2 separate regions of the Mus musculus genome follow, and region 1 is linked to region 2. Evidence: chromatin contacts called from ENCODE Hi-C or POLR2A ChIA-PET data. All regions are on one chromosome and are shown on one strand. Each heading gives the region's core, a stretch centred on a gene start or an enhancer-like site at or near the end of the contact. The rest is flanking DNA. Distances are from core to core; before and after follow the strand shown.

Region 1 (3,503 bases), core at 316-2,815, 91 kb before region 2:
TAACAAGTGGAAGATGCTTTCTTGTTTTGCTTTGACTCCCCTGCAGGGCACATTAGAGCACTTCTATTATCCTCTCTGCACCTCCTCACTCCAGTACACTACTGACTAAGCCACTAGGAGATAGGACAGACAGTTCCTGTAAAGAAGGAATCACATTCAGTAACATACAGTAACACAGATACAATGGTATGATGTGTGACACACAGAGGAAGTAATTTGGCTCTAATTGTCCTGGGAACAGTTTTTTTTTTTTTTTTTTTTTTTTTTTTTTTTTTTTTTAGAATTACAGAAAAGACTCCTAAGATAAAATTTTGAAATGTGAATAGTTCCTCAGGGTCAAAGGAAGCGCAGCGTGGTTTTTTTTTGTTGTTGTTGTTTTTGGGTTTTTTTGTTTTTTTTTTTTGTACCCAACCCCAACCCCACAATTTAGTGAAGCTGCCTTTCTGGGTGTGTGTGTGTGTGCAAGGCTCACTGACTCCACAAATGGTACTTTGGGTATCGGGAAAAGAGGGGAACTGGAAATAAAAACCAAGGAAGTAGGTCAGCACCTCCTACGCCACGTTAAATGCCACTTTGATGCAAACGCATGGAAAGTCTCGGAAGACTTAACCAGTAAGAAATCGCCAACCTCTGTTAACGGGAGCCCTTTTGACTCCCTGTCTAGACTCAAGAAAGAAGGCGAAGTCCGGCTTAGTGGCGCATGTCTTTTAGCCCCAGATTTGGGAGGTAGAGGCAGGCGGAGCTCTGTGAGCTTGAGGTTAGCATGGTCTCCACAATGAATTCCAGAGTTCATTGGGGGGCGCGGGGGGCGTCGAAGACCTGCGGCAGGCCAAACACAACCCAAAGGCTACCACCCACCCACCCACCCTTGGTCAGACGCTACGGGTGACAATGGCTCGCCTAGTCCCCCTCCCCCTCCAACCCGGTGCCACGGAGCTCGGGCCACCGCCCCGCTCCCCACCCCCGGGACTCGCCGCCGCTCACCTCCGCAAGTTCTCGATCTCGGCGGGGATGCTCTGCAGCTGGTTGCCGCCCAGGCTGAGGGTCTGAAGGGCGCGCAGCTCCAGCAGCGAGGCGGGCAGCTCCTGGAAGCAGTTGCCGCTGAGGTTGAGCACTTGGAGGCTGCGGCAGAGCGGCGACTGGGCCAGGCCCTTGGGCAGCGAGCCCGGGCCGCCGAGCCGGTTGTTCCTGGCCAGCAGCGTGCGCAGGCCGCTCAGCGTCAGCAGCTCGGGCCCCAGCGCCGTGAGCGAGTTGCCGCTCACGTCCAGGAGCTGGAGGTGCGGGAAGCCGCCGCCCAACGCCCGCGGCAGCGACGTCAGGCGGTTGTAGGGCAGCAGCAGCCGCAGGAGAGCCTCGCGCGCGCCGCGCCGCTCCTCGGCGCGCGCCTCCAGCTCCGACTCCAACGCCTCGGCCGACACGCTGAGGCGGGACCAGTTGAGTTCGGCCTCCCCGAGCGCGGCCTCCTCCATCCCGCCGGATCCCGGGCCCGCGAGCCGAGGCGGCGCGCCCCGGAACCTAAAGCGAGCGCCGCGTCGGAAGTGGCGCGGCGCGGCCCGGTACGGCCCGGGCGCTCACCCCCGCGCGCCCTCCGAGTCACGCGATGGTCGGCGCCGGGTGCGCGCGCCGCTCCGGGGGCCGGGCTCCGCCTCACGTGGCGCACGGCGCGGCGTCCGCTGCGCAGGAGCCGAGGCCTGGCGCTCCCGGGAACCGTGTGAGGGAGCTGTGCTCGCCCGGGCGTCGCGGGGCTCGGTGGGCGAGCCGGAGGCCTGAGGCTCCCCGGAGCGGGCAGCTCGCCCTTTATAGTGTGGCACCCGGTGGTGGCCTTGGCCGCCAGAGTAAACAGCTCCGGGGCTGTTGATCCCGCCCGGGGGCCTGCGCGTCACGGGGCGCCGCCTCCTTTGTTCTCACTTGAGGCCGGGGCCCCCCCATTTTTGCGGGATCCAGAGAGAGTAGCCATGACGGGGACGTAGCCTGAGAATTTAATGTCTTCAGGAGAACGTGCTTGGTGGCCCCACGCCTCTCGTCCCCGCTCTGAAATGCAGAGGCAGCCGTACTGAGTCTGAGGCCCGCCTGACCTACATAGCCCAGGCTAGCCAGGGCTACACGGTGAAGAACAAAGGCCTCTTCGAAGCTAAAGCCAAAGTCGGAGATGGCTGTCGCCCCAGCTGGAAAGCATGCTTGAAGACCTTCCCTTCCCTGATTGCCTGTTGTTTCTTAAAGCATTGTCTAACGCGAGCGAGCCAAGACAGCCACAGCTATACAGTGAAACCTTGTTTGGAAAAAAAACAAACCCCAAAACAACAACAAAAAGCACCATTGTAAAAGTATTGTGTGTCCAATAAGAACTTTGTCCACGTCAATCACAGAATCACTCCTGTGGGCTTTGGTCCCTTGGGCATGGGAATGCGCTTGGGAGTTGGATATAGGAGCCCCCTTTATTAGATCTAGCTTACACTGAGCTCAGATGGAGAAAGCGTTCAAAGCACTCTGCAAGTGAGAACTAGATAGAATTTAACTGGGAAAGTCTTGACTCTAGCTCTAATTCACTAATTCCAGTAGATTTATTTTCATCCTGATCCCATTTCAATGTCAATCTTTTCTGAGATTTCGTTTTGTAATTTTAAAGTCATTAGTGGAAATAAGAGAAAAGCTTAGTTTCTTACCGAGCTTAAATACAAGAAAGTTAAAAGGTTATGTGATAACCAGTGGGATTAAATTGCTTTTTTTCCTAAAAATCATAACCTCATCTACTCAGTTGTGCAGATGAGAGACTTCATGCTACTTCACAGCTAAGCTTTATGATTGAGTTGTCATGTTTGTTAGTTTAAACAATCTATGAGTGGAATTTAAAAAATATGTGCCAGACATAGTAGTACCTGCTTTTAATCCCAACATTCAGGAGGCAGAGGTGGGAGTGTCTCTGTGAGTACCAGCCTGATCTACATAGTTTTAGGACTGTCAGGGTAACAAAAAAAAAGAAACCATGTCTAAAAAATAAAATAAAATCTGCAAGTGTCTTGAAGACATCTGATTTGGAAGTTCCTTTTTTAAAATGGACCTTATTTCAGATCAACCTAATATTCTAGAAGAAGCCCTACTGTGATCAAGAATACTTAATGCTTTAAAAATGTGTACTCTTGGTAAAACAACAAGCAGTAGCAATGTCAAACGAGGGAAAAAAACAAAACATGATTGAGAAAAAGAGCTAGCCTGTGTAAACATCAGGTAGTAGGGGAAAGATGATCTCAATAATAGAATCTGAAGCTATGCAGAAAGTCCTAAGTGGGGCAGAAACTCCTTTTTAAATAAACAGTGAAGGAAAGAGGGTAGAAAATGGAGCTGTAGCAAAGAAATGGGCAAACTGACAAAATTTAGAGTCTACTGCTTGAAGAGCTGTAGTATGACCTATTTTAATAAAGATTTGTGCTATCGATATCTGTTTGTTGAATTTAGGCTAGATGGAAGCAGATCGTCGAACAGAAACTGTCTTGTAAAAGTTGAAC
Region 2 (3,494 bases), core at 192-2,691:
AATCAGTGATACAGTGAATTAAAGGAACACACACCAGTACAGTGTGTGCGTGTGTGTGTGTGTGTGTGTGTGTGTGTGTGTGTGTGTGTGTGTTTAAAGTCCTGAAGACTGTGTGCATTTATTAATTCTGGGATTGACTCAAGCTGTGATGCAAAGGGTGGGGCTAAACTGTAAAGTGAAAGAAAAACTCTGAGGGGCTATAAACCACCCACCAGGGAGCTATTTCTTTTGTAATGTGCATTCCATTTCTTCTCTCTCATGCGTTTTAATTCTTTCCACATTTCCTGCCACAATTATCAAATGTTTAGTTTCTGACCTCACTTTTCTGGAGACTGGAGCCCAGGGAATTTAGAATTGTTTATTTTCTGTCCCTAAACCTTTGAGTTAATGGAGGGGCTTGTGCCATAGGGTTTGTTGGTTTGTTTGTAGTGTCTCAGGAAGGTCACTGGAGTTGAAAAGAAAACAAGAGAGAGAGAGAGAGAGAGAGAGAGAGAGAGAGAGAGAGAGAGAGACTCTACATATTTTAGCTGGAAACCAGAGGCCCCCAAAGGGTAGAGCCGCAGATTCCTGCATTTGCTCAACCGAGTTTAAGGGGAAATTTGGATTATAAAAGACTCTTATAGGGCCCAGATAATAACAATGACAACAACAAAAATCCAGGACATTTTACAAAGAAGAAAATGCATTTCAGGAAATCTCAATTCACTCTATGAAGAAGAAAGGAAATTTCATTTTGCTGTTAAAAAAAAAAACTTTTAAGTGCCCCCCCCCCCCCCCCCCGGCTAGGAAAGACTTGGAAAGAAAAAGTCCGTAACTATTCTGTTTCCTCTGAAGTGAACAGAACTCAAGGCGCCTTTTTGAACTCTGCGGCTGCTCTGGCCGCCGCCTCTGCTCCTATCCACCCAGTCTGTCCTCTCTCCCCACTCCCCAGCCTCCCTCCATATTAGGCGTGGTGGGGCTCCAGCTTTTGGCCCAAACTATTTCAAGAATTGAGATCTAAGTTTGTTAGGTAGAATTTCTGCTCCTAGCGTGCCAGAATCCCACTCCATCGTAAGGCTGGGGGACCTTCAGTCCCACCCCCAGAGAGCATCCCTAGAGTGCACACTCGACCGCTGGGGCGCAAACCCCAGAGACCGGTCACCTACCTCGCCGTGGACCAGGGCGATGGTCACCAGCGAGAGCGCCAGCCATCGTTTCCACATCTGCGGAAGAGAGAAGAGGGTGAGAGTGAAGGCGCTGGGCCCCGCTCAGACCCTAGAAACTTCTTCGGGTCCCACAGATTCATCCCCCTCCTCCCAGCACCCTCGGTGCCCGCAGCGGCCCGGCCTCTGCACCGCGCTCACCGTGCTCGGGTCCGGGACTCCGGAGGACACTGGGCAGGGTGGCGGCAGCGAGTTAGAGGCGAAGGTGGGAGCGTCGCTTATCACCAGGCTCCGAGGAAGTCCGACCTGGGCTCGCCGCCCCTTAAGACCCCTCCTTCCCCGCCCTCCGGCCCCCCAGCTCCTCCCTATTCTCCTCCCCTTCTGCAGCGCTGCCCCCGCGGCTCCCGCTGCGCTCCCTCCTCCCGGCCCCCGCCAGTAGCCCAGGAGCGTCCATGCACCGCAGGCATCCCCGTCCTCTCCTAGACCCCAACCAAGAATCTTCAGATATCTCAAGAGAAGGCACTGGGTGTCCGTGTCTCAGGGGACCCTGAAACAAAGGCGGGGGAAATCACAGAAATCCCACGCCCGGGAGGGGCGCTGGCCTGCGGCAGCGGGGGGGTGGGTGGGGGTGGGTAACAGAAGGAACTCGCTGAGGACTGCAGTGACAACCAGATGGACAGTACAGTGGGCATCCATGCCAGGGCTGGGACTCGAACCTAAGCATCCCAGAGCCACCCTTCCTTGTTGAAAGGGAAAAGGGAGAGTAGAGGATGTGAAGGTATTACTACAGCCCAAGAAGGAAGCAGGCATAGGAGCCCAAGATGGGCTGGTGAGCAGAAAGCTACTTTGCGGTCAACTGTGGGTGTACTAGGGAGAGGGGGCAAGTGCCCTGCTCTGCAGCATTTTTATATGCTTCCCTCCAACCCAGGAACTCTAACCCCTCTCCATCTCACCAATCTCCCGTTAGCACCTTGGCCATTTCTGGAAAAGTCCCTCTTTGAGCCTTTGATCTCCACCAGTGTTTCTTTCCCCAGAGGTCTTCAAAGGTGTGCCGCCCCTATAATAAGAGTGTGGATCCCCAATCTCTTTCCTGCCCTGGCTTCCCTATCTCTGGCGGTCAAAAATAAATCTCTGTGTGACACATTTCAACCTCTGGTTGCCGACTCCCACTTTCTACCTGCTCAGCCCATTCTTGACAGCACTGAAAACTAACCGCCATGTTCTTTCGCTCTGGGGTTTAGACAGTACCGTGTCACATCTTCATTCACTGAGATACTTCATCCACTTTCTTCTCCCACACCAAATCCAACCTTTCTGCCTTCCTTGTAAGCACTCCATTTCACCCCGTGGCCGAACCTTTTCGTCTTCTCTTCACCTTCTTTGCCACACACCCCGATGCTCTCATCATACCAGGTATCATGGTGTGCTCTGAACTTGTCTTAGTTTATCGTCTACCGAGGTCTGCTGAATACCTACAGCTGAAGGTTTCAAAATTATGCCTAAATTCCACACTGAGATAGCCCGAGTGCTACACAGATGGAAACAAAAATGTAAACTCTGTTATGGGTCATATTGGAATGTTGGCCATGGCTTTAAAACAGCAGGGGCTGCAATGGGTTTGCTACTGCTGAACCCCAGAATCAAACACACCCCATAGGTACAGGGAGAGTTGGAAAACCTGCTTGTGTAAAAATTAGCTGCATGAAAAAGCAAAATTAATGAATAAAAATAAATAAATAAATAGTCACTGCCCTCTATACTTAAGAGGGGTGTGCTAGTTAGTTTTGATTGTTGAGTTGACATAGCCTGAAGCTAAGAGAAGAATTGCCTATTAGACGGGCCTATGTCTGTGGAGGCATTGACTTGATAGTTGATGTTGGAGGACCTAGCCCACTGTGGGTGGTGCCATTCTGTAGGCACCTGGTCCTGGGCTAGAAAGCTAGCTATGCATGAGCCTGCAAGCAAGCCTGCAAGCAGCATCCCTCCCAGATTTCTGCTCCAGGTTCCCACTTGGGGATCTTTCTGCTGTGACTCTCCTCAGTGATGGACTGTGACCTCTGAGATGAAATACACTCCCCCTAAGTTGCTTTTGGTCGATGTCTTTTATCACAGCAACAGAAAGGAAAATAGAACACAGAGAGAATGATGCATTCTTTGAAGCTCAGCAGTCAGGTGTTACATGCCTTCCTATTTGTTGGATCAAGATGAACAGAGCATAAATGCCCCCCATTGGCTACCCTGCCTGTCATTGTGCTAGATTTGAAGAAATGAGCTTGGATGTACTAAGGTTTGCTTCTGTCCTCTAATAACACCATTGTGTGCCCTCAAAACTTCCTGTGCTTTTCCCATAGG

The links. Hi-C counts contacts between places; a loop is a spot of excess contacts on that map. ChIA-PET counts read pairs that join two places held with the same protein, here RNA polymerase II (POLR2A).
Region 1: a map of left cerebral cortex shows a loop between it and region 2 (2.6-fold over the local background). The contact joins the promoter of Lrrc58 here to the promoter of Fstl1 in region 2. A Hi-C loop is called at or near these places in 1 of 37 maps with a recorded cell type or tissue (left cerebral cortex). POLR2A ChIA-PET finds 5 or more read pairs at or near these places in 2 of 5 experiments (Patski and embryonic stem cell).

The regions. Positions count from the first base shown.
Region 1 is chr16:37,866,462-37,869,964 of GRCm38, reverse strand. It overlaps Lrrc58 (leucine rich repeat containing 58), which reads right to left and starts at 1,565. Exons shown (of 4, transcript NM_177093.3): 1 at 985-1,565. The coding sequence starts at 1,469.
Region 2 is chr16:37,775,002-37,778,495 of GRCm38, reverse strand. Fstl1 (follistatin-like 1) reads right to left here and starts at 1,441. Exons shown (of 11, transcript NM_008047.5): 1 at 1,344-1,441; 2 at 1,146-1,202. The coding sequence starts at 1,202.